Linked DNA regions of Mus musculus: all the other regions are linked to region 2. A link is a loop called in an ENCODE intact Hi-C map of the cell type or tissue named here. Cell type or tissue: heart. All regions are shown on one strand. Links, peaks and the distances in the headings refer to the core of each region. The heading gives the core; the rest is flanking DNA.

The links. Hi-C counts contacts between places; a loop is a spot of excess contacts. Peaks named below come from ENCODE experiments on the same cell type or tissue, not always from the same donor. Only the 100,000 strongest peaks of a DNase experiment are listed, where the experiment ranks them.
Region 1: a loop joins it to region 2, with 2.3 times the contacts of the local background. A loop is called at or near these places in 9 of 42 quality-filtered maps.
Region 3: it touches region 2 in a loop (4-fold over the local background); 2 of 42 quality-filtered maps call a loop at or near these places.

What each region holds. Positions count from the first base shown.
Region 1 is chr5:43,293,148-43,304,206 of GRCm38, reverse strand. No RefSeq gene overlaps it. Among named protein-coding and RNA genes, the nearest start is that of Gm43699, 56 kb to the left of the region's middle. In heart, for the core only: no CTCF peak of the experiment used is centred there; no DNase peak of the experiment used is centred there; H3K27ac peaks cover 1,237 bases.
Region 2 is chr5:43,353,603-43,364,661 of GRCm38, reverse strand. Gm43699 (a long non-coding RNA gene) reads right to left here and starts at 10,333. Exons shown (of 2, transcript XR_003955908.1): 1 at 10,232-10,333. In heart, for the core only: CTCF peaks have their summits at 4,148 (motif pointing right) and 7,166 (motif pointing right); no DNase peak of the experiment used is centred there; H3K4me3 peaks cover 305 bases; H3K27ac peaks cover 961 bases.
Region 3 is chr5:43,043,525-43,054,583 of GRCm38, reverse strand. No RefSeq gene overlaps it. Among named protein-coding and RNA genes, the nearest start is that of Gm43700, 11 kb to the right of the region's middle. In heart, for the core only: no CTCF peak of the experiment used is centred there; DNase peaks (open chromatin) are centred at 5,693 and 6,203; H3K27ac peaks cover 505 bases.

The DNA of each region.
Region 1 (11,059 bases), core at 1,790-9,789, 61 kb after region 2:
TGGAATTGCCAGTTACAGATGAGAACTCTAGGTTGTGGCTCAGCAGTAGAACCGTAATGCTTTCAGAGTACAGGAAGCCCTGGGTTCCATTCCCTGCCCTACAAATACAGAAACAAAGACATGAATTAGAGTCTGCTATTAGCTTCTCAAAAATAAACAAATGCAAAGAATCAATGGTGTTAAAGTGGGTATAAATAAAATCAAATTTTATTAATAATAGAAATGCTAACATAAACAAGGTCTTGAAGTCTTTGTGGTTAGCATGACACAGTACATTCCAAAATAGATAACACTATCTCATATATAGAACACCAGAAGTTATTGCACTGAATTTGAGGAAAATGCCAAGCTCCCAACATTACTTAATTATTTAAGTGTGTGTGCACATATGCCAACGTTCAATGATGGACTTCCTGGGGCTCTTTGAGATAGGGCCTCTCTCTGAGCCTGGATCTCAGTTATTCTGCTAGTCTGGCTGGCCAGTGAGCTCCTGGCATCTGTCTGCACATGCCCAGTGCTGAGGCTATGGGATTATACAACTGTGCTTGGCCTTTTCTGTGGGTTCTGGGGATCTGGAGTCAGGTTCTTTTGCTCTCATAGCAAGCCCTTCACTAACTGAAACTGTCTCCCCAGCACCAAGGAATTTCCAACTAAAGAAATTTATATTATTGCCTCTTCCCCATCAGTTAAAGCTTGAGTAGAAGTCACCCTGCCCTTAGGCAGGAGCTAAAATTAACTATTAGCCCAATGAGGAGATTGCAGATGTCTTTTTTCTCCTATAAGGTATCAGTATCAACAGCTGCATAGCGATCAGAACCTGAGCCATAAATCTGTTTGTGGGTCCTAAGTGATGTTAACCGAAGCAATGCTGCTGGATACCAGAGAATCCGCCTAATTTTGTCTGTATTCCAAGGCACAGACCTCATGTAGTTTTCTGCATGTCCCTTGAGCCACATAGCAATGAGCGAACTCAAAGTCACCTCCTTGACAGCTCCAGAATGAGGCCTGATCACCAAAGAGACCTCAGCCACATGATTAGAAGACTGAGATTCTAAGCCAGTCTGAACCCTGGGAGTGGCTGGAGCGTAAGGTAAGTTTTTTAATGACTTACTCAATCATATATACTCAATGAACCCCTGATGAAAATGCTGGACATTGAAGCTTGAGGCTTGTTGCAGTTTTCCAACTAACAAATATGTCAAGGCTCAGGAAAAGGTCACATCCTGACTCCTTGGGGTAAAGGTACCGACGACTTTCCTAGAAATCACTTTGAGAGCTTCTTTGGTTTTTCCAGAGATGAATCATAACACCACCGACCCCTGTAATAAATATTGCATTTTTCTGAATTCTAGAACACATTCTAGAAATGATTGGACTAGAAAAGTTGCAGGTAAATTTTAATCAATTTACCTGAAGTGCAAGTGGTTGAGATAACTCACTTTTAGCTGGTGCCTAACTGAGAATTATGGTCTTAAGTGAGGCTGTGCCCTTTAACTTGAAGGTCTGCATTAACGCTGTTGATAAATACCAGAACTGATTAGATGGTGTCAGGCTACATATAAAACAACTTCCTATGCATAAGTAATAAGGTTTATTTGTCTTTTAAACAGGTTTACAGTACCATGTCAGCCTTTAGTTAAGTGATCACACTTTCATACTTTTTTAAAATTAGAATTCTTACCAAAGTGTACACTAAAACCTTAGCCACATTAATAGCATCTCATAGTCGGCCCCTAATTTTTTTTACAGTAATACATATTAAAAATAATACTAAGATCAATAACAACCTGGCAACCTCACTTCAATGCAACTTAAAAGTTGCATATAAAAGCAGGCTGTTTGTCGATTGGAAGATTCTAAAATGCAGCCTAAACTTACTAAACCATAGAACCTACCTTTCTTTTTGTTGTTGTTATTGTTATTGCTGTTGTTGTTGTTTTTGGGGGGTGCCAGTCTACCTCACCCCCAGGAGAATATACAACAGTAATCCAGACAAAACAAAGTATGGGGTGTATTTAGCCAGAGCCAATCTAGGAGAGATCTGTCCATTTCATCATATAAAATTGCACCCACTAACAAGATTTTGCTGAAAGGACCCAGATATAGCTGTCTCTTGTGAGACAATGCTGGGGCCTAGCAAACACAGAAGTGGATGCTCACAGTCAGCTATTGGATGGATCACAGGGCCCCCAATGTAGGAGCTAGAGAAAGTACCCAAGGAGCTAAAGGGGTCTGCAACCCTATAGGTGGAACAACATTATGAACTAACCAGTACCCCAGAGCTCTTGACTCTAGCTGCATATGTATCAAAAGATGGCCTAGTCGGCCATCACTGGAAAGAGAGGCCCATTGGACTTGCAAACTTTATATGCCCCAGTACAGGGGAACGCCAGGGCCAAGAAGTGGGAGTGGGTGGGTAGAGGAGTGGGGCGGGGGAGTGTATTTGGGACTTTTTGGATAGCATTGGAAATGTAAATGAGGAAAATACCTAATTAAAAAAATTTTTAAAAAAATTAGCAACCATCAGCACCACTGCAAAAAATAAAAAATAAAAAAAAAATAAAAAAAAAACAAATTTAATGAACAAATAGGAACACCATGCCTCCATCAAAGAAATTCATCAAGGCAGTTCCTGGGCTCTTAAAAGCAAAGAGCATTTGTAGGAATGAGTAGCAGAAAATCACAAAAAAATGGGATACAGCTTACAGAGACCCTTGCAGGTGGCACACATAAGTAAAGTATGGATAGTGAGGGATGCATAGGCACACATGCAGGGAAGCAGACCCGGGTGACCTGGTGGGTTTTTTTAAAGGAAACAGAAATGGAGGAGGCAGAAGTGTTCTGTAGGAACCAGAAGCTGAGTCTCCACAGGGCCAGGAAAGTGAGCAGAATGAGAAGGCTCCATTTGTGCCACTGCCTTGTCAACTAACCTCCTGGGAACTTGGTAAGTATGCAGCAGGATGTGACTGGCAGTCTCAACGTATGCACAGCTGGGCACAAATCACCCACTGACAAAACAGGAGCCAGAGGAGTTTCTGCACCTCTCAAAGCCTCTGCTACAGGATCCCCCAAACGGAAAGAAAGAGCCTCAAAGCACTAGAGAGTGAGGTTGTGACTGGCAGGCTGAGGGTTCCAGACAGAAGAATTCCTGTACATATGCATGGGGGTGGGGTGGGGGGCAGGGCATGCTGTGTATCTATCTGCATGTGCGGGTGTGTTAGAAAAGGGGGAATGATAAGAAGAAAATGAAAGAGAAAGTAATGGATTATATGCAACATGATGGCAAAGGGGGGTAGGGGTGGGCAATTGGGACAAGAGAATCAGTAAGAGGCCCAAAGGGATGATGGGAAGGAGGCTGAGGGAAGAAGAAAAATGAGAATTTTCATGGAGGACAATGGTAAAGGAGACAATGTGAAGAGAGACAGGTAACAAAAGTTCTTAACCCATGAGCTGCAACACCCTTGGGGTCATATATCAGACATCCTGCATATATCATGACTCAGTAGCAAAATTGTAGTTTTGAAGTAGTAATGAAATAATTTTATGGTTGGGATCACCACACCACCATCATCTGTATTAAAAGTCTGCAGCATTAGAGAGGTTGAGAACCACGGCATTAAAAGCTATTTGAAAAGCAACATGGAAACCCACTAACTGCAGAAGATTCCTATTATGTGAATGAACTTTAAATGGAGTCATCATGTGTTGGGGAAGGCAGTACCCCAACTAGATATCATGCCACCAAGTAAAACCCCAGTGCCAAGAATTGGTCACATCTTATGGAATCATGGCTAGAAAGGGCCGTGGACACTCCCAAGACATCGCAGGCTATTGTGAAGGCTATTTGTTACCTTCCACAGTCTGACAGTATGGTCCTATTGGACAAGGCAGCACGTACTTATGTAACCAAACATGACGAAATTGAGCTTGTGCCAAATTGGAAGCTTCTCCCTTACTGGCTAGCATTCATGGTGCTGGAAAGTACTATGTATACTGCCCACAGAGAAAAGTAGTCATCTATACCAATCTTGTGATTGACAACAGTGACTTACCTGCAAGATATACTGATATTATGACCGAAGGGTATAGGAATAACCAGCCACTGTGATAAATAGACTCAGGGTCTATTCTGTAACATCAAACCCATACTTGACATGGCTAAATTGACCAAAAACCTTAGAGTAGATAGGTCAGGGGCCTAAGGAAAAACTTGCTTTATTTTGCTAAAAAAATATAGGCAGTAAAATGAATCTTAAAGAGATATTACTATACCTAGTGATCAACAAATTGCTCAGCTCTCATCAGAAAAGCCCTTCTTGAAGTATCTGGTAGCTATCATAGACACCCACAACTCAACAAGGTGCAGAGAGTGAGAAACTTTGGAGCATTCAGCTGCAACCGGCTGCCTTAATCAGCTCTGCCATTCGGTGCTCAGAGATTTATGCAGAAGAGGGGTTCAATAGCTTCTAAGAGTCAGAGATGGTGGATGATGTCCAGACACAACAGAGATGACACACATGCAAACTCAGAGGCTAGGACAGCATGCACAAAACCAGCACAAGCTTAAAGCAGACAAACCCCCCCCCTCCCCGACACACAAAATAAATTAGACAAAGGAAGCCATTTGCAGTTGATACCTGCTGGTAAAGGGAAGTTCAACACTGTGTACATCAGCCCCATTCCTAGACAGGCTACAAGCCCAGGAGGAATTGGCCAACAGGAACTGAACTCCCATGTTTTATTTGTACACTTTCTGTTGTGTCTTTTTGGTGATTTGTGTATTATTTATGATTCTTAATTTGTTTTGATTTTCATTTTGGGATTTTGATTTTTGAGAGACCTGTGTGCTCTGAGGAACATCTGAATCCACAGATGCCTTTTAGTTCAGAGCATGAGGACCGAAAGTCTGACAGACAAATTTCTTTGGCCCAAATTTGACATTAAGCAGTTTTTCAGCCTTGGGAATGTTACCTGACCGGTTTGAGACTTCTTTGTACAATCTGTGGGATAGGACTACCAACAGCAGCTGCCTGTGGAGTTGTTGAAAGGTTTCAGGGCATTTGATAGGGATTGTTTTCTCACAGCTCTCTGCATACTCAGGAGTCTGTCTGTCTATCACTACCTACTGTCAGGAATGCTTCCCTTTTCTTTTTCTTTCCAGTGTCCTTTTGTCTCAATGACACATCCTAGTGTACACTGAGTAGCCCAGGCAAGAGCAACCCTGCCTCTATTTCTCCTCCCTAGCTATTCCTTGTTTCTTCTAAGCCTGGTTTCTCTAAGAGGCTCCGGTGTCCAGAGTGAGCTACTGCTACCTTAGCAAACTATGTGCCAAATCCTGAACATAGGCTCTGTTTTAGCTTTACTATCTATAAACCAAACCAGAGACTAATGGGTTTCTGCATTGCTTTTATGTTAACCTGTATTTTTGGGAGCATGAACCACAAAACAGCTGTTTGGAAGCTCACATATCTCTGTCCTTGTGTGGTAGAGATTCCTTTTGGTTGAGAAATCTCCGTTAGTGATGCTACCTACCTTTGGTTAGCAGACACATTTCTTGTATACTCAGTGCTGACTTTCATGTGACCTCATGAAGGCAAGGGTTGTGACTGTACTAGGAGAAACTGACTTTGTGACTCCGAATCAGAAGGCTCATTAAAGCCTCTTATGCAATTTCCCACAGTGCTTCAATGCTCTCACCAGTACCCCCACTAAAGTGGTAGCTGTCTATAGCCTTGATTGTGACTATTGCCCGTGCTAACATCAAATAACTTCATGTTGCTGTTGCATGGAACTTGAATGACTAGACTTACCACCTTTTTTTCTACCAGACTCAATAGGTCACAGAAGAATATGAAGAGGACCCGTGCAAGTGTTTGTTTCTTTCTCAGAAGAGTATGTCATACAAACTAATCCTCAGCGAGGAGGTCACAGACTCTGTGGCGATGATCTAGGTACCTTTCTCAATATTCTTCTATTCTTTATGACCAAAGAGATGACCATGGGTTGTATAGCACTTCTCCTTGCTGCCATTTGCTTGGTTCCACTGATGCCAGGCCATGTTTTAAACAAGAGCCGGCCCAAAACAGAGACCACTAAGAGCACTCTTATGCCCTTACTGTGAGCTCTCATCTATTATCTGGAAGAGATGATCAGAAGCAGGAATACAAATCTAGGCTTTGGGAGAATAAAGTGGAGTTTGCTTGAGCATTTTAAACCTGGAGGTAAAAGTAATGCGTGGTTAACCATTGCCCCCAGTCCTTGTTTGAAGGTTGCTTTAAAGGCCCCCATATCCTGTATTCCTTAGATGGAGGTTGAGTGGTCTGTGGAGGGTAAGGGAGCAAAGAGAGGAAGTAGTTCATGGATAGTGGCAGTATGCTCAGCACTAAACAGGTAAAGACCCGCACAGGATTGTCCATCACGCGATGGCAAGTTGGAAGGACACTTAATGTCACAGTGTCTAAGATGCTTCTGCTATGTGTAGATTCCCTTGGGTTCCTCCTTGCAAGGTCACTGAAGTTTATTTATATCATTCTGCCTGAGGCTACAGCTTGTATCAAGCGGCGTCTAAAACTGGGACTGAAGCCAACTAACTTCTGGCTCCGATAAGAGGCGCAGGTACCTAAATAAAACCTGGTCTAAAAAAAAAAAAAAAAACCTGGTCTGGACTGGCAAATTAAATACCACAGTGAGAAGCAACTGGACAGACCCCAGCCTTAGAAGATTGAACATCTTAGGACTGAGAAATCATGGGACATTTCCACTTAGATGACTGTGAGAGCCAAAACTATAGACAATGCAACCAAAACAATCACCAGAAAGGACTGTCTACAAACGATGACATGTGCAGTCACTACAAATAAATAGATGCGCACAGAACACGTAGTCCGAAGAGAATTTTAAGTGCCATGTATTAGCATCTACAAACAAAAGGGGGATATGCTGTATCCATAGAAGGGAGTAAGGAAAAGGAAGTTATAAACTGGAAACAAGCAAATGCAAGCTAAGAACAGAAGCATTGTTAAGGGCAGCTGACTTTTATTTTAAAGCAGATTTAAGCAATCATTGAGAAGAAAGTATTGAGACCCCATGTGCCTTATTATGGTTTGGATGTGGTTGTTTCTCACTACACCATTGTGACGGAAAGTCTAGGTCTAAAGGGTGCCATACTGGGAGAGGGTAGAAGCTTTAGGTCAGAAGTTCTCAATCTGTGGGTCCTTAGCCCTCTGGGGGTCCCATATCAGATAATCTGTGTATCAGATACATTACAACTCATAACAGCAGCAAACTTAGTGATAAAGTAGCAACAAAATCATTTTATGGTTGGGGGTCACCACAACACGAGGGCTGCGGGATTAGGAAGGCTGAGAACCACTGCTTTTGGAGGGCATTAGGTCATGGATTGTGTATCTTGAGATTCTGGGAGCCCAGTCTCTCCCAGTCTCTCTGCTCCAGTTTGAGACGTAACTGTCTACTTCTACATAAGCTCCTACAAGTCAGTGTGGTCATCTGATTTTTGTCTTTCAAGCTTCAAAACCATGAGCCCCCATAGACCCATTCCTTCTATGACGTTAGCTTCCTGAAAAGTACTTTTGCTGCAGTGCAAGGCTGATGAGGGAAGCACATTGGTGCTGAGGCTGTTCCCCGGGGATGCAGAAGCAGCTTTGGGATTGGTTAATGGAAGGGATGTAGGGTAGTTTAGAGGAACATGCTTGTAAAAAGAGAATGTTGTATGTAGAGTGCACAGATGATTCTGGTTGGGGGATGGGAAGATCAGATTCTGGTAAAGTGGACAGTAAATAGCATGTTGAAGTCTCAGAGGTGAAGATTTTATTGACAGTTAGTTGAGGGTCCACCCTAGTAACACCATAGCAAGAAACCTGAATACATTGTTTCCATGACTCTGTGGATAGCTGAAATAAAGATTTTTAAAATTTTATTTAAATTAGATTAATTTATTTGGACTAAATCTTTTGAAAACCACAGATCATTTAGGCTGTGGCATGGGTATCACTAGATGCTTTAACTCACCTTTGTAGTGATTGTTTGTACAAGAAGGAACATGGATTGGTTTGGAAGACTTTTACCCCCGAGACCACGGGAGTGAATAAGAACGCTAGGGTCTAAAAGGCAAGAGCAGTGTGGATTGAAGGTCAAATGCTTAGCAAGAGGACAAAGGGAAGGGGCCAGTAGAATATCTCAGAAGTCTCTGCAGCTTCCCCTTTTATCATAGACACATACATGGATATATTTGGGTCTGGAGCTTACCTATGAAGAATTGTTTCAGGAAAGAGCCTCAGAATGCCTAATATGCCCATAATCATCTCAGGACTCATTCCTCCACGATTTATTAGCAAAGCCCTCCACAACCACAGCTGTAGTGGGAACAGGCCCTGGGGTAGACAAAGATATCTAGATGATGCTAGTTTTACAGGTAGGTAAAAGATAAGTTACTCTTTCATGGCAGCTTACATCAAAATTTCAGAGGAAAGCTTGGGAGGACAGACAGAGGGCATCAGGGTTAGAACCCTTCTAGGGTTCTGTATTGTTCTAGTGCATGGTTCTGTAGGAAAAAACACGGTGATGATTCTAGGATGGTAGAGGTACCAGAAACATGCTGTGGTACCAGGATTAAACTGCACAGAGTGTGTGAAGTCAGACTGAAAGAATATGATCAGCAGAACAACAGGAGGAAGTACTGCCCCAAGCCTTGAGCACACATCTCCTGCTACACTGTGCCCATGATGCTCTCATGGGTGGACATAAAGCTTTAGGGTTTAACATTTGTCCTTCTGGGTTCTAGCCTATTTTGACTATGGGGATCCTGAGTACAAAAAAAAAAAAAAAAAAAAAAAAAAAAAAAAAAAAAAGTGCAAAAGCAGGTACACGAGTAAATACCATCTTGCATTGTTTAAATTAAAAATGTAAAAAACATTACTATTTTGGGATTTACATGTATACAGTAAAAATGTAGGTAGGTGGGAAAGTGAGAGGTTGCCTCAGAAGAAGGCAAGGATGGTTTTTTGCACACAAGAAGACCATGATGGTTATTCCTGGTTGTCAACATGAATACATCTGGAATGAGTTACAATCCAGAAATCAAGGCACACCTGTGGTCCAGATCTTGAGACTGGAAGACACAGGCTTCTGCCCCGGATCTTGACATGGAGATCTTGAGGCACTGAGGCCATGAAAAGCTTAGGTCCAGACAAGGTAGTGCACGCCTTTAATCCCAGGAGACTGAGGCAAGCAGATCTCTGACTTCAAGGCCAACCTGGGACAAAGCAAGCTCCAGATCCAGGCTTGGTGATACACATACATTGAACCTGGGCCACACCTTCTTCTGGAGGCCTACATGAGGACAATGGAAGAAGGGTTTCTTCTTCTCCTGCTTGTACTTACTTGCCAGCACATCTGTTGAAACCTACGTCTTCAAGATTCCAGCTTATACAGAAGACCAGATGAAACAACTAGCCTGGTGGGACTGAACAGCTGCTAGATTCTTGGACTTCCCATTCACAGCTTCCCATTGTTGGGTTAGTTGGACTACAGGTAAGTCATTATAATAAATTCTTTTAATATATTAGAGATATTCTATAAGTTCTGTGACTCTAGAGAACCCCTACTATTATAAAGATCCTAAAGGGTTTCCAGATACTATTTTAAGAAAATAGTACTGAACTAAGTATAAAATAGATTCTCTTTATTTTAAGATTTAGTTTATGCTTATGTATCTGTCTCTGTATGAATATGCATATGCATGGAGTAGAGGGAGCAGGGGTGGGGTGGGGCTGGTGGCCAGGAGCGGGTGTTGGATCCCCTGGAGCTGTAGTGACACAGTTGTGAGCTGCCTGATGTGGGTAATGGGAACCTACCTCCAGTCCTCTGGAAGAGCAGCAAGGGCTTTGAATAGTTCAATCATCTCTCAAGCCTTCCCTCTAACTATGTTTAAGTTCTATGGTACTGTGAATACCACATCATTATACACATCCACAGTTTTATGTGACTCTTGCCCCATCCATCACCAGTTTTCATCTATCCCAAAGTCTGAACTAAAATTAACTCTCCCAGCCTCTGGAAAACTCCACTCCGTTCTGTCTCTGCAAAGTTTACTACTCATGGCACCTTGTGCTACTTAATATTTTTGCTCTTGAGCAAAGTATTTTTCTTAGTGTAATTTCCCCAAAGTTCATCCATGTTGTAGAAAATGTCAAAGTGTCTTTTTGTGAGGAGTAATATTCCTTGCATGGCTGTATCCCAAGTGGTTTGGTGAGCATCCATTGACAGACACAGATATCTATCTTCCTTTTGCCTATTGTGACTACACTACCTGCTAGCATCATAAACACGGACATAGAAAGGTGGCTGGATTCTTTTAAGAATCTTCCATTTCCTGACAAGAGTTTTGAAACACAGTGTGAACTGATGTTGAGTGATGTCACACAATTATAAAAAAGAAGGAAGTCTTGAAGATCTGGAATTCAGTTGCCATGGGAAATCTGAGACCTGGGTTTGCAATTCTTGTGGTAGTGTCCCTCTCTCGTCTTACTGGAGCAAGCATTTGTTTTTCCAATTTCCTTAAAATATACTTCATTAGTGAGCTATAAAATGAGTGGGTAAGTGAGTGGGTAGAAACACATTAGGCTATTCACACGATGAGCATCGTTTGTTTGTTGTTGAGTGTGTTCATGCCTGGTACATCCGAAAGGAAAACATGCTTATTTTAGAAAGTCAATAATAGCTGAGGGGCTGGTGAGCTAGCTCAGGTGACCACATAATCCTGACAATCTCTGTTTGACCTCAAGAACCCACATAAGCAGAAGTGCACTGTGAAATGTGTACTCTCTAAAAGTTCACAACACACACACACACACACACACACACACACACACACACGTATCTTAAATTCGAAAATAAGGAACAAAGTAAGTTTGCTCCTTTGCTATGAGGAAGTAAACCATGTAACAATGCTAAGGTGCTAGAACCTTAAAGTAGTCACCTAACTGGAATAGAAATTGTATTGCCTAGTGACACATTAGCCTGCCATCTTTACCCATGACCG
Region 2 (11,059 bases), core at 934-8,933:
CAGAAGTAAAAAATAAGGTTGAATTTAAGTGTGATGGGGTCTGGAAGGAACTAAGAATACTTGACTTGGCATTGGTGACATGGAGATATGGACTAGTGAAATAAACAGAGTTCAGAGCAAAAGAATCTGTCTTCGGGTCCTCCAGGAAAAAGGTAGACTAGCTTGGGATGAGCAATTAAATTATCACCACACATCATAAGAACAACATAGAAAGCAGGGCAGAAATAGAGTGACATTCGATGTCAGAGAATGAGCTTGTGATGACAAAGGCATCCCTGGGAAAACATTAGCAATGTGACCCTTAAAGTAATATATGTGTGCTACATCTATATATATTCTTAAGGGAGAGAAGAAAATTCTGGGAGAAGCTTCTACTTCAGGAAGGATAAAGGAGATAGACTTTTCTATGTTGTTACCTACATTAAGCCGGAAGTGTGAACATCATGTAGAGAACAGTTATTAGACTCCAAAGAATAGAGGCAAGAAGATGATGCAGATCAGAAACTCATGGCCCAACAGATGGCACAGTAGGCTTTCCTGTTGTCTCACATGCCCCTAACTGGGTAACAGAGAAGCCCACAGCCAGAATTGTCAATGGACACAGACAAAAGTAGCCCCCAAGAACAGCTTGTTCTAAAAGCCAAAGAGTCAAGGACAAGACAGCCACCAAGACAGGAAATTTGATCAAACCACCTCCAGCTGCATATCAGAGAACACATTTTGTTGATTACTCTTTACTGTACCCCCCCACACCCCCTGAGGGAAGGTCTCTTCCTTGAACCCAGACCTCACAGATTCAGCTAGTCTAGCTAGCAAGTCTGCTCCAGGGATCTCATGCAACTTCCTCCAGTGAGCTGAGATTACAGGCAGGCCAAGATGCCTGCCAAGCAATCCTGTGAATGTTGGGGATCGGAATCCAGCCCTCACCCTTGTGTTGCAAGTGCTTTATTTCATGAGACACCCCTGCCCCTCACAAAGCATAATAAACCAGGTCTCTCCAGAGTCAATATAGAAATGTCTTTCAAATATGCCATAAAGAAAAGTTCAGTAAGAAAACAGAAAATTAGAGAAATAGTAAAATAATTAATGCTAGCAGAACTACTATGCTATAAACATTTCCCCAATTTTTCAGAAAAAGACATTGCTCACTGAGATGAAACTATGATCAATATAATACAAATGCATTTTAATTATGTATAGTATATACACAATGTAAAACAATAAGACAAAATTGACCTCAAGAACATCACCCATGTCAATTGTATGAATAGATTTTTTATACTTATTAAAAGAGTAATATTTCAAGTTGATTTAAAAGCCAAACTCAACACTATACTGTATGTGAGCGAAACTCTTTAAATGAGAGATTAAATAAAGTCAATACCTATAAAGGTATAGGTAGGATTGAACAAGCTAAATGAAAGTATTCAAATATAGTCCTCCCTGGTAGGACCACTTAATAGGCGTGGCTCCAGCATAGGCTCATTTTATCTTTTGCTACTTCACCATCATCCATTCTATTCTAGTCATGCCAGCTCTCTTCCTGTTGTTTAGAGATGTATAATATCCCTGCAATGCTCTCTTCTTCAAGTACCTACCTGTTTTCTATTTCTTCCCTAAAAGAGATATGTCACCCATGTATAGAGAGATGGCCATCCCTAGCACTGCAACATTAAAGCAGTATCTATAGCACTTGTCAGTAGAGGACATTCACTGTGTATGGCTCAGCTCTGGTTGTAACAAAATTCCGCAGACTGAGTGACATAAACAATAGAAACTCATCCCTTGTGTTTTTGGATGTCAGAAGTTTCAGATCATGATCACCTAGTTCTGGAATACTGAGAAATACTGTTGTCCTGGCATGTGCACTGCCACCATCTTGTGGCTCATTTGACCTTCCCTTTGACTGTGTCTCAAAGGAATTTCTCCTCCTGTAAGGTCACCATCCCTTATCAGCTGGGGATTAAGGCCATGCCTATGACCTCATTTAAGCTGTGATAATTAATCTTAAATGTCAGCCTGATTGGAGTGAGAAATGCTTAGGAGACTAGTAAAGCTCACCTCTGGGTGTATCTGTGAGGAATTTTCCAAGCATGACTAGGTCATGGGGACTCCAATCCAATATTAAGAGATTAGCAATAAGATGGTATTATTGGGAAATGGTGTAAAGTAATTGGTGGGAAGTAATTGGAGGACCTGGTTACAGGGGGATTTCTTGAGACACCCTATGGTTGCTGGGAATTGAACTCAGAACCTCTGGAAGAGCAGTCAGTGCTCTTAACCACTGAGCCATCTCTCCAGCCCCCAAGGGAACATTTCTTTAGGAACTATATCTTACCATGGTTCTTCCCTGAATCCCTCTTTGTCTGATGCTAGTATGAAAATTATACAATGAACATGTTCCTATGGCCATGTTGTTCTACCCAAACGATAGGCCACCAAGATCTGAACCATCTGAAAACAGGAGCCCACATAAGCAATTACGCTCCCTAGTTCTTTCTTTTAGGCAATGTGGCAGAAGCTTTCATAACTAACTTTCAGAAGTTCCGTCTCCAGGTGCACTCACACCATGGGCTATGACTTTCATGCTGGCATTTTGTTAGAACACAACTCGGTCTCTGTCATGACTTATTTGTTTGTCATCTGCCTGGTGTAGGCTCTACAGCTGCAGGACTCTGTATGTATTCTGTTCACTGCTTTTGTCTCTGCTTCCTCAAATACAGCCTAGCATAACAAGTGCTTTGTAAAAATGGTCATCTGACAAAGTTACTCCAGGACTGTAGTGTGTCCTTGTCTTTGCCCATTTCTCTCTTATCTCTAAAACACAGACAATATGTAAATCTGATTCACAACTTCATTTGGGAATTAAATACAATTCGTATACAAGGCTTCATACTTAACCTGGCATATTGTAAAGTCACAAGACACATTAGGTTTTACCCTAGGTATCATCACTAATACCACAGTTACATTATGGTTGATCCTCACCAACATTCCAAATTATGAACAAGCTGGATGACTGAGATAGTAGAGATTCGAACTAGCTCCATGTGATCTAAGGCATGGTCATGGTTTCTGCAGGGTGCCACACATAAGCTTTTCCTTTTCCTTACTCTGCACTTTTAAATGAAATTGAGATGCTTATGTGGCTTCAGAACAAAGAGATCCATGCCTTTGGTTTTATAGGTTGTGTGGGTAGTTAATATCCTGTTCTGCCATCCTGTTTCAAGTTTTATAATGAGACTGCTTTCACACACACACACACACACACACACACACACACACACACACACACACTGCTCAGTTTCCATGGTATGTGGGAAAACTCTTCTGGAATTGATGAAGGAGAGAGATGGGACTTTTTGTTCAGCTCTCCATTCTGATCCACCTCCTCTTAAATGACCTTGCAAGGTCTAGACTCATCATACTGCAGCAGCTAGAGGTTAGACAGCCCCTTGTGAGCCCCTGAGAATAAGAAATCCACCAATTTGCTTCTCAGAATTCTGTTTACTTTTTACCTCCAAGAAAAGAACACATTAGACCATCATTCTCTTATCGCCATTTCTCTGATCTCCATCCTCACTAACACAACAAGGCCTGCAGAATTCTTGGCCCAAATTGCAACTCCCATTGAATCTTGACTCTTTGGACCTCCCGTTTGGATAACAATTAATTGCCCCAAGATCAACAGCTTAGGCCAATGGATGCTGGCATTCCAGCCAAGTTTGAGCTGAGTCACTCATTTGTGTGTGGGGGGGGGGGGGGCGGGGGGGGGGTCATGGAGAGGAGGCTGTCCAACACCAGCTGATAAATCATCTTCATTGACCATTCAGTTCCATGGCATCTCTTCCAATCACCTAACCTACGAGGGAGAGCTTACTTCTTTCTTTATGAAGAAGGCAGCTGCAGATGCATGGGCTGCCTACACAGATACACATGTGCTGACAAGAGGACATGAAGCTTCTGGATTCCCATCCAATTTGTGTCTCTTATTCCTCCTTTGAGAAACGGAAGCATCTAGAGAGCAATAAAGTTCTTAGGATGAAAATCCAAAGAAAAGACAAACCTTGAACAGTACATTTAAAAGAAAAAGAAAAATGAAGAAACCACCCTTGAAGATCATCAGATAGGTACCGCTATTGCATAAGTCTGCCAGAAGATGGGGCCACGTGTACTTGTCTAAAGTCCTTTGCAAACTCCAGAGGTTGGCAGGGAAAAAGGACATATTTATACCACAGGATGCATTTAGGGTAGATTTGTGTTTGTTTGTTTGGTTGGTTAGTTGGTTGGTTTGTTTTGATTTTTTTACAGTCTCTCATCCTTTCCTTCCTTTCTTCCTCCCCATCTCCTTTCTTTTCTTTCTTCCAATCATTGTACATTCTTGGGAAACGATCAGAGAACCCCCACTTTTCTTGTATTTTTAAGTATATGTATGTAATAACAACCTCTCTAGTTTGACTTTGAAAATGAATAAAGCAAAAGCCATGCACGGCCCTTCCACTAGGCTGTCATTTCTTTCAGGTTTTTAACCCATAAAAAAATAGAAGTTGAATGACATCTACCATACACATTTGGTAGAGCCTTATTTTAAGCCATGGAGAGCCTCAGAATAAAGGTAAAACACCAGCCAACAAAGAGGTATTATCTATCTGCAGGGACTGGCCTGAGAGATTTCATTATCACACCACTCCCACATCAGGGAGGTAAAACAACAAAAGGCAGGAAGCAGGGGCCATTTGTGAATGGGCAGAGGAGGCGTTGAAAGGATGAGCTAGAAGCAGGGGGAATAAGAAGGAACAGGAAAATGGTATGTCTTATTTTCTCCAGCTTTGTAATTTACTGTATTCAACTTTTGAAACACGCTATTAAGTATCTGTTTTCTTCCTTTATTAAAGGACTAATTTCCCCCTCTTACTCAACTTCTCTGCTTTAGTCTAAAGAAAAAATTGATTGCAATAAAATACAACGATCATTTCCATGACAATATCAAGAGTTTCGAAATCAAGCTCACAACTTCTGAGCGCAATTATGTCACAGCTCCTGGAAAATTGGCCTCACAGAACAGATTGTGCTAAATCCTAAGCTTGTTCCTAATCAGGGCCCAGCATACAGAGCGCCTTTGTCAGCCGAGGGGTGATTGTGATGAGCCCTGTTGAGGCTTGGACCATCTTCTCTCAGACATCTTGGCAGTCCTGAATACCAGGAATTTACAGATTTTTGTAGCACAATTTAGTATCTGGTTTAGGTTCAAAAGCAAATGGTTTGACCATGACTAATCTTGCTTATTTTAGAACCATTGTCTGGAGAGATTCTGAGATACCTTCTCTTGTGGAAATTGTCACCTAGTTCACATACATGCACACACCAGACACATACGTACGCATACACACACACACACACACTTTAAAATACTCTGGTATTTTTCAGTACCCATGAAGTTAGAATTTGTGCAGTTGTGTATAGGACATCTCCTGGCTAGAGACACTTGTCTTGTGTCTTAGGATGTGGGCTGCCTGAAAGAAGGCTTTTTTGGGCTCAATTCAATGCCAAGTTCTGAGTCATGCTATGGTCTGTTGGTTAGAGAAGTAGGGTTGCCAAGGATGCTAAAGCCCAGGATGGTTAGCTTTAGTAAGGTTTCCATAAAGCCCACCTTTCAGCCAGCTAACTGACAGCATAGCCACAGTGATAAGAGCAGCTACTCAATCAGGGGTGTCTCAGATGATATCCTTGTTCAAGATTACAGATGAGGTGAAAGTCAGCTAGTTTGCTGTGCCACCTTCACCAAACAGTTATGAAAAAGACCACAATCACTTTCATTGTCTTCTTTCTATCAAAGGGTACAGAAATGGAAATTGTTCCAGATACTAACCATTGTCCTTTGAGAATGCAGGGCACAGTGTTGTCTGGGTTATAAATAAACTCATCCCACATTTAGGTTTCATTCAGGACATCCCAATTGTGTGTCATTAGTACCTGTAGCTAGCACAGTGCCAAGCACAAGGCAAAAACACTTAATACGAGTGAATCATTATTACCCTTCATCGCTTGCAACAGATTAAAATGTGGAAAAGCTCCAGGACACAATGGAATCAATCAGCTCCAGTAATTTTCATGTGTTTTAAAGTCATGAATAACAATGTACAGAAACAAAAGTGTGACCAGAAGCCCAAACTTGTAGAATAGACTCAAGAGAGATGTTTCTGAATAAGATAACAGGACCTAGAAGGTAAAGCATCTTTGCCTTCGAGGTCTTTGCCCCCTTTCCTTTGCCCTGGAATGCTGCTGAGAAAGTTTCTAGAAACTTAAGAATTCCAACCTTGATGTTCTGATAGTCAGTCACTTTAAACCTAGCCTAGACCTTGAATCAACAGGTTCCGAGAAAGAAAAAGATTCATACAGGAAGGAAGAAGAGGCCGTCATCTGTTCTATTTTGTGGTAACGACACTGAGGTGTACATGATCATGATGCCTGTTTGGAGGCAGTGTAAGCCCCTCAGAATGTACTAAGCTGGTGGCAGAGACAGATATCTTCATAGGAATAATGACTAAGGCGTTCTTGGCATAGCCCCAGATTGTGGTCTAGACAGTCTTACAGGGCTCAGAAAGTGCTAATAATCTGGACAGGTCTGTGGGGCAGGCTCCAGGGAGCGAGCTTATTATCCTCTTGAAGAAAGGGTAGGCCATCCCTGAGCTTGAGGGAGATGTGGGAAATAATGACCATTCACTCAGAGGGATCTCTGAGGGAAAAGGTGTAGAACAAAGAATCTGTAGAAAGATAAGAAAACTGACTTCTCTACCAATTGGTCAGGGCATTATTAATCTAACGGAGAAGTCATGAGGACAGCATTGACACTGCAGGGCGGGAGAAGAGATAGACTTTATCAAATGAGGTGCTCTTGGAGACTCAGCATAGAGAAGGTGATGCTCGTAGTCAAGCTCTTGGAAGAGTAATCAAGTGCTAAGCATAAAATGAAGGGCTGAGGCAGGGGAACCAGTTGAGAGATAATTGCTGTAGTTCAGCAGGACATTATGATGCCTTGGAATAGATGTTGCAGTGGACTGAGAAGAAAGGAAAGGGTGTGGAAGAAACAACAACCTGACTCAGAATAGAATGAAAGAGATAGAAGACCTGGGACGCAGGCAAGAAGAGAAGCTGGCTCAGCAGGCCAGCAGGTGGTACTGGTGTTCACAGAGAGAGGCATGGAGGTGAGTTGGAGTTTGACCTGGATGAATGTGTGGGGCTTATGGGATACTAAGTAGAAAGATGCAGAGGATTCTACCTGCAGGTTGATTCCAGGGTCTATCAATCCCGCCACTCTTAGCTTGGTGATTTTGGAAAGATCATTTAATTTCTCTTCGGCAGGAGTTGGCTCTTCTGACAGCTGTGCAGCTGAACTCAGGGAGGTAAGACTTATCAAATGGATAGCTCAGGGAGCAATACTCAGGAACTGGCTATTTTCTGTCTCGTATACTCAATAAGTTTGGAAGAATGGAATCATTCAAATTAAGTAAGGAGTAAAAATGAATATATTTAGATCATTTTGCGGATGACAATTGAAGATATTAGTTATGTTGAAAAGGACAGAGATGGCAAGTCTTTAAATTATACAGAGTTGTTTGTTGCTGCCAAGAGTTACCCATGGGACTCAGAAGAACTCCAGCCAATCCACACAGTTTACTAACCCAAAGGAAGGGAGAGGTGTGAAGAAAAACATGAAGGAAAAGTAGAAAACATGAGTGACTTTATGTTTGGGCTTCAATTCCAGGGGACTCCCCAGATGATGAATCAGGGATTTGACTTGTCCTATATCAAAAACAAAGGAAGTCAGCAATTCATTCAGTTGAACACTTTCCCCTTGATACTATTCTATTATCCTGAGCCTCTGTTTCAGTCCTTATCTTACTACTCAAATGGCAATATAGGGTAAGGTAAATTGGTTTTAAGAGCAGAGCTGTCCCAAATGCCCAACTCTTTACTGAAAGCTAAAGATCATGCTATCACCAATGCTACTAAGAATTCAGGGGATGGACAAGTATGGAAGAAAGATGAAATGAGGTGATTTATATAGTTAAGACACAGAAACATTATTATTGTTGTTGTTATTCAACTCCCTTGTATCCAAGTGATGTTGGTAAATTATGTCCTTGAGAAAATATCATTTCAAACTGCCATTCTGTGATGGCAGCAGAAGTGTCTTATGGTGGGTTATGTCATTTGGCATTGGGTCACTGCTGCAGAAGAGCAAGCATACCATATAGCACTATGATAGGCTTGGAAAAGAAAGTGGAGAAGGGTGGCCAGCATGGGCAGAAGATAGCAAGAGAGGACTGTGAGAGGCCCCAGTGCCAAAGGGAAACAAAAACAAAGAAATGGTTGCTGAGCAACAATCATTGTTACCAAGTACATCTTGCTATAGCTGATGCTATAGACCTATAGACCTATAGCTGGTGGGAAAAACCTGCTGCTGTGTCTACCTGCTTAGGCCTGGGTTAAGGCTCCCTCTACCCCACAATGAATAGCTCCCTATGGACAAGGTATTTGCCTTCTGTATACATGAGTACCTTCCATCTTCAGAATGACAAAGCTTTGGCCAATCGCCTTTGTCAACTTGTCTGGATTTAGAATCACCCCCAGATGGCGCGCGCGCGTGCGTGCGTGCGTGCGTGCGTGCGTGCGTGTGTGTGTGTGTGTGTATGTGTGTACCTCGAAGGATGAGTCCAGAGATTTATCTGAGGAAGAAAGACCTACCCTGAATGTGAGTCGCACCATGCCATCCTCTGAAGTCCTGCTCCGAGAAAAAGGAGAAAACCTTAAGTACCCACATTAGCTGTCTGCTTCTTGACTTCATTACGACTGCTGCTTTGTGACCCTGGCTCCATTTCTTCCCCACAATGACAGATTTTAGTTTAAACTCTGAACCCCCACAAAATCTTCTTTAAGCTGATTTTTGTCATATAGTTTGTCACAGAACTGGAAAGGTGACTAATAGACAATTACCGTCTGAGGTACGGTGCATTAACATGTACAGAGAACTTGATACTGGGTCTGTGGTATGCTGCCAGGGCTACAGAATGTGGGACCATGCTGGATTCTGGGGTGTGGGGAGGAGCCTTCTAACCGTCCTAGTTCAGCCTAGCCTACCCTACCAGCTGCAGTGTCACCACAGGCAGCTCCAGTCAGAAGGCTTTGCAGACAAAGGACACTGTGCACCGGGGACCTGGTTTGCCTCACGCAGCTTCCTTTTCTGGCTACAGCTGGCTGGAGGGTGGGCGGGCTCTGAGTAGTGAGGTTCCCCCGCCCCCACCGCTTTTTACTGCTGAGTCATCCTGCCAACCTCCCCGGGCCCCGGCTGGTGTGACTGAGTTCCCAGTAGGAGGAGCCAGTTCTGGTGCAGAGGAAAGTTAGACTTGGGTGCTGCTTTTTATTTAGCGGGGGATCAAAACTCCTCTGATGAAACAATAGAGGTGGGTTTATGGGGAGGGTGGGCCTTTTGCCAAAGCCTAGCCTGCCAGAGCACGCCGGGGGAGGAGGGGCTGTTGTCACTGGGCCTTTTGCCATGAACTCACATCAGCAGTCCTGAGCGGGAGGAGGCAACAGACCAGGAGGGCCTGGGTGGTGATTTTATAAGGATGGCCCCTGTGGTCACTCTGCCTTATTTCCCCAGCTCTGCAACGTGATGGAAATAAATTCGGACTTCTGCAAGTTCGATGCAGGCTCCATATTAACAAACTTTCCAAATGCCCTGCCATTCGATGCTGACCAATTGAGAGCCGGCTTCCTTCCTCCTATTTAACCTGTGTGGACACTGAATCTCACTGAAGTCATCAGAGGACACGTTGCAGGGTTAGGGGGACAGATAGCAACGCAGGGGGTGGTTCTCTGGCGGTTGCAGTGACAGCGCTGGCAGTATTAGGCAATGAATTTCACAGGCAGTTGAGTGCAAAGTCACAGGGCTTACCCCATCACCTCATTGGTGCTATCCCTATTATTTATTCTTTCAAGTCAAATAGCACCAGCAATGCGACCTAAGGTTAGTCAGCTGGGCTAGTTCTATGGTATGAGTGCGCAGAGACTCCAGACATCATACTTTCCCCTGGCTGTTCTCGCTTCTGAACTTCCTCAGGCTGACCCTGTTTTGTAACAGAATGACCATCAGTCTCTTTTGCCTTGTTTCATGGTTTAGAACGCCAGTGCGTAGGACAGACATTTCACAAATTCCAGAAAGGCTTACCTCATTTAAAATACCACTTTCAAGTGTATAACGCCTAGGTCGTTGTCGTCTTCTTCTTCTTCTTCTTCTTCTTCTTCTTCTTCTTCTTCTTCTTCTTCTTCTTCTTCTTTCTCTCTCTCTCTCTCTCTCTCTCTCTCTCTCTCTCTCTCTCTCTCTCTCTCTCTCTCTCTCTTTCACTCCATGTGGGTCAGTTACTTATAACTCCCAGGGAAGAACTTTCTCTAAGGCAACCCAGAGCTGAACCAATTTGCTTGCTCAGCTGGTGCCCTGGTTCTACCAGTGTTCCTTGGTGTGGCAATGTCAAGAGTTTCCAAGATGATCTTTTTCCTTCTCCCACTCAGGAAGACCAGCCCAATGTGTGAAAACCCAGACTATGTATGTGTGTATGTGTAGGCATATATTTCCTTGCTCACCATCACAATCAAATTACAGAGAAAGCAGGTGTTGACAAAGACCAACACTATACAAAATTAATTAAAAAGAAAAAAAGTGACCCAGTTTCCTGTGGCATGTCATTTCGGGACTCTGCCAGCCCTCCCCCCTACAGAGTGAATCTGAGACTCCAAGGGTGATGTCAGTTCATTCTGCAAGCGACAGGGAGATGGGTTGGCAAGATCCGCAGTGTGCAGCCAGGTCTCCCACTGCCATTTGGGCTCCTGTCAGCGACACCGTCGAGACCATTAATCTTCAACTTACGGCTGAGCCTTCTTGGGGCTTTTGAGTTTTCTTGTTCTGTTTTGTTCGGGGGGTGTCATTCAAGATTCCTTCAGAGAAACCTGTGTCGGGGCAGGAAAATGCTACGTGAATTATGTCCTCGTGAAGTCACCA
Region 3 (11,059 bases), core at 935-8,934, 310 kb after region 2:
CACATGAATGAGAAGAAGGTTCACTGGTGCCTATAGACTTAATATCGTAAGAATAGTATTTATCGGTGCTCTCCCCTCTAGCCTCACCGGATGGTTTTACAGATGAGGGCATCAGACACAGAAAAGCTGTCATTGGATGGATCCCTGGGTGGGGAAGACTCTGGATGGTCCATCCTTTCATCTCAGCTCCAATACTTTGGGTATTTTGTTTCTTATTCTAAGGAGGAGTAAAGTATCCACGTGTTGGTCTTCCTTCTTCTTGATTTTCTTGTGTATTGCAAATTGTATCTTGGGTATTCTAAGTTTCTGGGCTAATATCCACTTATCAGTGAGTGCATATCAAGTGAGTTCTTTTGTGATTGGGTTACCTCACTCAGGATGATATCTTCCAGATACATCCATTTGCCTAAGAATTTCATTAATTCATTGTTTTTAATAGCTGAGTAGTACTTCATTGTGTAAGGAGCTGCAGTGACCCTCAAAAGACCAAGAGAGACAAAGAGTCCAGAGACAGAAATGTGGAGAGTACATAAGGAGCACTAATATGGAGAATGCGTGCAGAATGCTGTACCCTGGTCTCTCAGATATTTTCTGTATCCATCCCATAATCAACCACCAAATGCAGACACTATTGCATTCGCCAGCAAGATTTTGTGGAAAGAACCCTGATATAGCTGTCTCTTGTGAGGCTATGCCAGTACCTGGCAAATACAGAAGTGGAGTCTCACATTCATCTATTGGATGGAACACAAGGCCCCCAATGGAGGAGCTAGAGAAAGTACCCAAGGAGCTGAAGGGGTCTGCAACCCTAGAGGTGGAACAACAATATGAACTAACCAGTACCCCTAGAGCTCCTGTCTCTAGCTGCATGGTTAGCAGAAGATGGCCTAGTCATCCAGCATTGGGAAGAGAGGCCCCTTGGTCTTGCAAACTTTGTATGCCCCAGTACAGGGGAACACCAGAGCCAAGAAGTGGGAGTGGGTGGGTAGGGGAGTAGGGCATGGGGAGGGTATAAGGAACTTTTGGGATAGCATTTGAAATGTAAATGAAGAAAATATCTAATAGAAAATTGGAAAAAAGGAAAGAAAAGAAAAGAAAAGAAAAGAAAGGAAAGGAAAAGAAAAGAAAAGAAAAGAAAAGAAAAGAAAAGAAAAGAAAAGAGAAGAAAAGAAAAGAAAGCTGTCATCGGCTAAGGTGCATGAACACTTAATTGCAAGATCAGGCTATAGACCCAAGTTGGTTAGCCCAGGAATGACAAGGTTGGAAAGCTCTAAGCTATTTCCTGCTCTGATATTTGCCATTCTGTACTGTTGTGATGCCTGCTTTCTTCACAACTACGCTCTAGCATTAAGTGAAAACCTGGTAAACATTAAGATCGATTCCACCTACAGATACTTAAGTTTTCACACATTCAAACAATGCTCTCCTGATTCTTAACTATACAGGATTATTTCTAACTAAAAATTAAGGTTATTTGTGGTCTTTGGGGTTCTTAATGATTTCTGTGCTGATTTTTCTTATGTAAATTAAGAAGTTTGTACTGATTTGTCCAAAGCCCCACACAGCCAGAGATAGGAGTTAAAACATTTAAGTGACTTATCCAAGGTCACACGTGGAACCAGTGATAAACAGGATGTCAGGTGGGCTGGTTTCCAGTGCTGTGTCCTTTCTCTGCACCTGGTTAAACAGAAACTATGGTCACATGTGAATGTGTTGTTAAAACAAACATCAGCTCTGTGGCTGGTTTGACTTCACTCCAGTGTGAAGGAACTATTGGTTTTAGTCACTGCTCCTGGAGACTGTGACCATCAGCCCTCAGAAAACACTGGGCCCAGGTCATGAGACTTGCTTGTCAAGCCCTGAAACACCTAGACTCAGCAAAGCCTCAGGGTTTACTAGCAGAGAGGTCTTTGTTGTTATGTGATCTGCAAGTGGATAGTCATTGCTTTGGTTTTTTGCTCCCATCAATAAACTTGTTCCTCTGTCTCTCAAAGTTTGACATTTCTAGACAGCCAAGAGCATGGATGCATTCACTCCTGCCCTCTGCCTTCATCTGGGCCATGCCTTCCTACTACTGTCTCTCCCTTAGCCTCCAACTCAATGAAGCCTACACTCAAGGGTTAGACCCAACTCCCAGCGTTTTGGGAATACAACAAGTGAAGTGTCTTTGGGTCACATCTAGACACTTCTATGTGACAGAAAAGTAGTGACATTGTTTCTACAAATTTTTAAATGAAAACCAGAATCAATACTCATGGGGTTGTTACTATTCATGCTGAGATGAATAAATGGGAGGAAATATGTAAAGCAACGAAAAGGACCTCCAATGTAGGAACTGGGCCATTCAAAACATTTCTCTGCCACTAGAGTGAGAGTAAACACTGTATGCTGTGGTGGCATATGCTTTCATAGTTCTATTAGATAAAATGCACAACCCAAATGGTATCATTGTATTTGATGTGTTCCAAACAAACTTTTGTTTTTGATGTTTTAAGGTTTCAGTATATAGCCCACAATATATGACCACTCTTGCCTTTGCCTCCTGAAATGTGGGGACTAGAAGTGTGTGCATCATGCCTGGCACCAATAAAAGTATTTATAAACTGGCCTAGATTTGCTTCCATCACTCCATCACTAGGCTCTTGGGTCCTAGTAGCAGGTTATAACTTGGCTTGCCCTTTGTATTTCTCTGTTGACAAGTATGAATGAGGCTATCTTTCTGCCAGCTCTCACTTGTCTTCCTTTTCCTTCTGCAGATACATACTCATACAGACATCTCTTCTCCCCAGGCCCCAGGGTACTAAAGAAAGGACACAGGAGAGATGCTCAAAGCATTTGATGGAATGAAATCATAGAGGTTTCACTATTTTCCAGACCCAAGTGCCTCAGTTGCAGTGGTAATGGCCGTGACACCAAAGAAAAAGATCCTGGTACCCAGGACCAAGGGGTGTGCTCCTGCTGCCCGAAGAAGAGGTGTACCTTGCAATAAAAATGCAAAGACTGGCCCATAGGTAGCTGTCAGCAGCAGGGTTGATGGGTAGCTCTGAAGAATTTCATCATGCCAACTGCACTGTGGTCTCCACTGACAGCGAGGAGACTCATCTTTTCCTGTCTTTTGCAGAAGCCAGTGTTTGAGACCCTGGGCAGCCGCTCATTTCAGAGACCACAGCTTGATAAAAGATGGACAGAAAGGGAACCAAAAGCAAAGAGGATAGTGCTGGCCGCATGTGTGTGCCAACTCCGAAATCGAAGTGACCTGCTGGGCTCCTGCTTTCCTATCAGATTTGCTGCCACCCTTTGGATTTAGAATGGGAACTGGACTCTTAGATGTTGCTAGCTGGAATGGCAGTGATGCGGTGACCTGCCTGGCAGTTATTTTGCTGATCTCAATGTCCTGGCCAGAGGGCAAGATAAAAAAAAATCAAGCTTTCTTCTCTTAATCTACTGTGTTGCACCAACTGGTCTTAGCAGTCTGTTGCCTGCCAGGATTGAAGTCCTCTCAGCTAGTTTCAAAAGCTCAGGGAAGGGCCCAGAAAGACCAGGCGAGTCATCTGGTCACACCACAGGGTACTGGAACATAGCCAAAGACCCAGGAACACCAGAGATGAATGTGGGTGAAGGGAAAAACAAAAAACAAAAAACAAAAAACAAAAAAAAACAACAACAACAACAAAAAAACAAAAAACAAAAAACAAAACCCTGGAGTTCTTGGCAGGGGAAGGGAGCTGGATTTTAATCTTAGACCTCTATGGTTGAAATACAGGACTCACTCTATAAACGAAAGATTCTCTCTCACCTTCTCTCTCTCTCTCTCTCTCTCTCTCTCTCTCTCTCTCTCTCACACACACACACACACACACACACACACACACACACACACACACACACACACAGACAAACAGATATAGACACCCTCCCCACAACCTTCCCACACACACCCACCACTGGAAGATTCCTGCATGGGTATCCCTTGTTCTGAAAATTTCATACATTGAGAACTAAAACCTCACTAATATCTTTTAATGCTATTTAAGAAGAGAGGGCACTTGGAAGTGACTGGCTCAAGTGTTATGTTCTGAGTGACATGGACTCGTGTTATTATAGGGATAGCTTTGTTATAATATAAGACTCTGACATTACCTTGCCATGCAGTGCCTGCAATAGGTTACGACACAACAAAGCTTGATCAGGTTTCAGTGTCCCTACATCTTAAAATACATGAAATAAATGAAACCTCCATTCTCTAGCCTGGAATACTCATTCTTTGCATCAGGAAATGATATATTCACACTTGTAAAGTAAGGATAATGTCACCACTCCCTCTAGTTCTCTAAAAGTGATGTGGCATCATGAATTGAAAGCTCCAATCCTCAGAAAAGGCTGATTTTTTTTTTTTGCATGTGTGTGTGTGTGTCCCTTTATTGTAGCCTCATTACACAGTACAGACAGAACCAATTATCAAGACTCCTGCAGTGTAGACCTAACTCTTCCAGCCTTAGCTCTACGACCTCATGCTGGGAACTGCTTCCCCAGGGTGTCCTTACCTTAACATCAAGAGGGGAGACCAGATTCACTCTTTCTGCTCTACTATCCCAGGCTCCCCACAGGGTAGAAAAGACTTGCCACAAACCACAGTCTTGTAGAGATTTGCCTTTACTACCCCAGCTTTAGAAAGTAGAGGTCACAAGTAGATACATTAGAGAAACATGGCAAAGTCTGGGCTCACTTTACCACTCATTAAGTTTTATTGCAAAGTAGTAAAAGAATCCTTCCAACTTTGTAGCCCCTATCCCTATCACCATCATTACCACAGTAGCGGTAGTAAATATTCATTAACTGCTTCTCAAACTGTTTCATTTGACCCCTACAAACAACTCACAAAGCAGATACCATTATTAACACCACACAACAGATGAGGAAATAGGACACAGAGCAGGGATCCTCGCCAGGGTTATGTAAGCTTTGATCATGGTGGCTTGACTTACCAGTTAGACTTGTGGCCATGCACTTACTTGGCAAATGATGTCAACAGATCAAGCCACAGGCTATAGAACATTGGGTAGAGAACTTGGGTGAGTGTCTGTCCAGAGAGCAGGCACGCAGTGTTCATCTGGTGCCCATCCCTGGCCCACTGAAGGCCAACACCAAATTGCACAACTTTTCTAGGCCATGAAGTCCTAGGTTGGCTGGGACATGAGAGGGTCATGCAAGAGAGTTCCATCTATAGTCAGGCTTAGTTGGGTCAGGGTGCCTCATGGATGAATGCTAGTACCATGTAGCCAAGGAAATGCATTGGCTGTACTTGGTGGTGCTAGAGAATGAAGGGGAAGGCTATGGTCAATAAGAGACATGGAGTAGTTTATGTTCAAGGAGAGATGGAAAACAGAAAATTTGGTTGGCTGGTAGAACCTTTATAATGCTTGGTTTGGTATTAAAAGAAAAACTTCATTTGCAGATACCATGAGTCCTTGACTATGCCATTCATTCAGATTGATCAGAAAGGCCCAAAGTCATCCTCTCTGGAGAACTTTGGAAAAAGAAAAATAAGACAGAGTTGCTTGTGATTGTCTAAGAAATTTCCTGAATGTGGTCCCAAGTGCTTCTCTGACAACACATTGTCCAGTTAGCATTTTGCTTGGCAGGAACGTCTTGTCATTTCTACACAGACACACTAAGAATAAACCATGAGTCATTGAGCAGCAGCGTGGTGAGGCTGTGGCAGAGCTGGGACACACTCAGCTCATGTGCCAGTCCCCTAGGACAGCTTTATGCATTCTTTTCAGAGGCTATGATGGCTTCCTTTTTTTTTTTTTTTTTTTTTTACTACTAAATCTACTCTCTGAGACATAGTATTAGACAAGTCTGATCCTGCTGAAGTGCTGGAAGCTCCCCGCTGCTCTGAAGATGGCCTACCAATATGTGACAGTTCTTGCTGGCTCTGGACTGAGTGTCTCTGAATTGTCAGATGCTCTTATATACCAATCCCCTCCTAGTTTTCTGGATACCCGCTCATGTTCTGACTGCCTTCCGCTCTCTCATAGTTTTCCCTCTTCCTGGAGCCTGCTCTCCTTGTCTGAAATGGCAGGTATTTCCTCATTCTCCTATTTCAGTTGACCATCCCCTGTCCAGGGGAGACTTCCTGTTTCCTAAGCCATGTCAACCACCGAAGTCCTGCTGCACCTCCCATTGTGAAATGCACCACTGTGCTGCCTGGCTATTTTTGACTCTCTCTTCCTTACAAGATAGTGAGCTTCACTGGCCAGATAGCCTGCCTAGGATGATCAGGGCTCTTTGCACTTGTGGAGTTAGTGTGGAAGAGGCAGGGAGTTAATTCCAGATCACTGAAAGCCGAGTCTGGAGTCTAGGAACTCCAAAGTCCCCGTCCCAGATTGCCTATCCAGATCTCGTGTCTCTGCACCAACCATGTTAAAAACTGGCAAGAAATGATTCTTCCCGTTCTTATGTTCCCCCTTCAAATATTGCAGACCGCTCTGCTCTTTGTATTTTCTCTGCCAGTCAAGATTTATGTCTTAGCTCTTTCACACTTTTTTTCTATTTCATTAATCTCCTGAATGCACTTTGGACACACTCAAGCTCCCATGGGTTTTGTTTTCTCACCCTCCTTTCACTTTCCTAATACCCTTAAAAAAAAAAAAAGACCTGGAGTAGCAAAGCTCTTTATTCATTGACTCTGTAGACAGTTACTGAGCTTGGTAAGCAAAATAGTGAAATGCAGAAGGCATGGTTCTAATCTTCTAGAAGCCATAGTTCTAATCATGCATGCTTCTGTGCCAGGATGGGACCATACTGGGGCATTCCTTCATATGGCTATCACACAGGATGCAGGCCCTTTGCCCTTTGCCATTTGCCCAGTGTTTTTGGAAGGCTATTCCTGGATCCTCTGATCCCTTCCTCATCTTTCTCCATACTCTGAGTTGCAAATTTTCATCCTCACTGGGATCATGGAAGGTACTAGGCTGCTCTTCCTGGCTAGCATCCTCTCTGAGAGAAGATTAAACACAGTCTGGAGTCTGGAGACCTGGTTTGAAATTTAGGTTAGAAAGCGGTCAGTCTGAGTTAGGAAGGCCTGCCTTTGTCAGCAAACTGACAGAGTTTGCTGTTTGCTGCTGCTGTTGTTTTTGTTTGATTGATTTTGAGAAAAGGTTTCTCTTTGTAGCCCTGGATGACCTGGAACTCACTCTGTAGACCTGGGTGACCGCAAACTCAGAGATCTGCCTGCCTCTGCCTCTCAAGTGCTGAGATTAAAGCTTGTGCCAGTCACCATGTTCAGTGAATTTTCTGAGTTTTAATCTTAATTTTTTTTGAAATTTATTTAATTTGACTTTATGTGGGATAGTATTTTTCTCTTAAAAGCCAGAAGAGGGTGTCAGATTCCCTGGGACTAAAGTTACAGAGGGCTGCCAGCTGTCATGTGAGTGTTGGGAATCGAACCTCCTCTGCCTCTGGAAGAGTGCTCTTCAGATCTCTGAATTTGACTCTTGACCATGTTTATTGCTAATTGCATACATTAGAAAGGCTTGTCAGGTTCCCTGCATTAATCACCCATGCAAAGGAAGAATGGCTTGTCTTACAGAGGTTTTATGAAGACAAAGTGATGGATATTTCTGGGACAAGGATGCACCAAACACCAACGTTTCTCCTAAATCAATGACTCAGCATAAGGACCACAAGCTGCCTTGTGGGACTGTGTCATGGCTTTGTTATAGCCTTAGAAATGAGCTGCCTTCTCGTGTAAAAACTGTAGCATGACTTTAATGAGACATTGTCTCTTAGACACACAGCTAGTCCGAATGCAGTGCACACTGACATTTTTATATTTAACCAAATGGAAAGTGTACACTTAGAGAAAGATTATACCTGGTCTGCAGGACCCATCTTCCCATGTATCCTGAGGCAATAAATTCAAGCTGTTTTTCCCTATTTTGCAGAACTGCTGAGGGACTAAAGGGAGATGCCAGTTCCAGACACAGGGAAGTAGATGCAGGACAAGTTCCAGGCCTACCGAATTCCTCCTGTCTCTGATCATCACTTTGGCTTTGATTAGGAGTTTACTGAAGCATCTGTCTTAAGCATCAGATTCAGGTGTTGGGACTGCATACCTAGTCTTAGAGTCTATGTCCCATCACAGAGCATGCCTGCAGGGAAACTGAATTCATAATGTTGTGATACTGGGATTTCCTAAGCCAGGGGTGTAACTGGGCAGAGAAGGGCTCCAATAATGCTTCGAAGCTCTATCCATTCATTTACCAGTTCTTGGCATTCTTTTTAGAGATGTCTCTGTGTTTAACAAGGTCTTGTATTTTGGTGACTAAGCATCCACTTTCAAGTTTCTGTGTGTGAACTTGTAAAAGAAATATTTGAAAGCCCGTTTCTGCTGGGCATTGTGTTGGCTATTGAATTCAGGAAGATACTAGCAAGATCTTAGTTGAGGTTCCTCTAAGAGTTAAGAGGACAGAATGGTTGCTGGTATCTTACCTAGTCAGTGGTGGGCTGGGGTAAGGAGTGGAGTAATGAAATAGGGAAGTGAGTCAGAGAAGGGAAATCAATAGTGATATGAGATATGGGGTGTGGGGGGGTCTTTGACAAAGGGCCATCTAGTAAATATTTTGGACCTGTAGGCCCCGTGGCTTTTGTAATTAGTTACCCATCTCCGACTTTATAGCATAAATATAGTAATGAGAAACATGCAAATTAGTGAGTGTGACTGCTTCAGCAAAACTTTATAAAATCATGTGTCTGGCTGCATTTTGGTCATCATTTGATGACTCATGACCTAGAAGGTCTCTGTTTGGGGCAAGTAGGGAGATGTTGAATATTTGCCTCTGCAGATTTGTTCTATAGATTGCTAAAGCTTACGGCAGGTCTCTACCTGCAGGGTCTAAGAGGGTTGCTTCTGTGCCCCTGCTGGCTCTCCCTAGTTAGCCTCTAACCTGTGCAGTTTGTCCCAGGAGCAGTGAGCATATTCCTTAGCCCCAAAATACACTGAAGCCAAGAGGTATCACCTATTGAAGTGTGTACTAAATACATGCAGGTGGCACTGTGGGTTACATGGGGATACAGATGAGGTACACAAAGCATGGATTATATAGAAACTCTACTTTAGAGTAGGCTAAAAGCATGTCCCTTTAAAAGGTGAAATCACAGTTTCTGTTTACCGGAAAGAACTGTTCTAGATGTTACCTATTCTCTATCCCACCAAACACAGAGAAGGATCACCAGGTAGAGACTGTATAATTCTGGAGAGAGCACATCTGTAACCACTAGCTGAGGGTTACTATGGGACAAGTACTATGGTAAGCCTACTAGATGTATTAGCTCATGGAAATCTTTCTCATAGATGCCTCTTTCCCCCTTGTTTTGTAAGTAGAAAAACAAACTTAAGGAATTTACAGAATTTGTTCAACAGATTCATCGTTATCACTCAGCAAATGAAGAGGCTACCTGTAAATTTCAGCAATTTGCCAGTATGATTTGTTTGAGATCAAATTAAAAAAATGTTATCAAGATTCTACGAATAGATATTTTCTAGGGCTGATTTCTAACACATACACACACACACACACACACACACACACACACACACACACACTCCAAAACCTAGGTGACAAAGAAAACAGAGATATACTTTCTGAAAATTAGGTATCTGAAATCAAGGTATTGGCAAAGTTAGGCTTCCTTTGAAGATTTAATATAAGATTCTGTTCTTGTTTCTTTTTATCTCCTGGTGACAGCCATCCACAGTGGCATTATTCCTTTCATATGCATCTTCTATAGGGTTCAACCCATAGTCCAAACCAGTCATCATATCAGGAGCAGGGATTCCATGATGAATAAGGCATAGTTCTTATTTGGAAGCAAATTATGAGGGCAAGTTCAAATGGTAATTTTAAAAAACGGACAGATAAAGAAAATGTAATTCAACCAACCTCACTGCAATCGAGTTGGTGAGATGCATTTTCTCCTGGCTCTCCTGGTTTCCATGTTTACTCTTGTCTTATTTTTGACCATCATTTACTGATCTCTGAGGCTAGGGGGATGGTGTTTTTTTTTTTAAAGTAGTGGCAATCATGACGTCTAGATGAGGATAACATCCTCTTTCCGACATTAGTTTCTTCACCTATGAAGAATATTCAGCAGGACACATTAGTGGATCTTAAATGAAGAAGGTTCTAGAATCATCTGAAGAGACTACAACTGCTGAAGTGTGGATCATCTACAAACCTCCTCATTCAGCTGTTCTGAGTTGGGATTTTTATTTATTTGTTTATTACAAACTACAAACCCTGTCTATATTATTCTATTATGAACCCACATCAAAGAGCATTGTTTAAAATCATTGAGCCTCACCTGCTCTGCCATTCTGATCTCAAGTCAGCTATACACCTTTAGCCTCAGGTTTAATAGTGCCGTGACCTGAATGTTTATATTTCCACAAACTGTGTATGTTGAAATCCTAACTCCCAGTGCGGTGATTTGGAAGTGAGCTCTTTGGGAGGTGATTTGATTTTGGAGACAGAGCCCTCGTCAATAGAACTGGAACTCTCATACAAAGACAAGAGAAAACCAACTTCCACTCTTCTTTTAATGAAAGGGGGTAGCCAGAAGAGATATAAGACAAGAGTCATGCTGATAACCTTGGCCTTAAGCTTCTGAGATTCAGGAACTACCCAAAAGAAACCAAAAGAAATTGACATCATTTCATCTCTCCTGGCTGGTAGAGTGTTTGTTGTGGCATCGTGTAGGTGTGGTTTTTGGTTTTAGTTTTTGTTGTTGTTTTTTATGTTTTTAACTTGTTCGTTTTTACTTGAGTTGAGTTTGGGCAGGACTCCATGGGTGTTCTCCCAAGCGCCTTCCTCTTTAACTTCTACAGCACTGGCTCTGAAAGTGTCCAAAGTTTCTCCAAAGATGTTAAGAGGACTGCTTTGCTTGGGAAGTCCTGAGAGGCAGTTTAGGAGTGCCCGCCTTTAGGATTGATTTGCTTCCTGGACAAGCCAGCCTTTTGGTGGGCATGGCTCGGCAACTATGAAGAAGAGTGAGG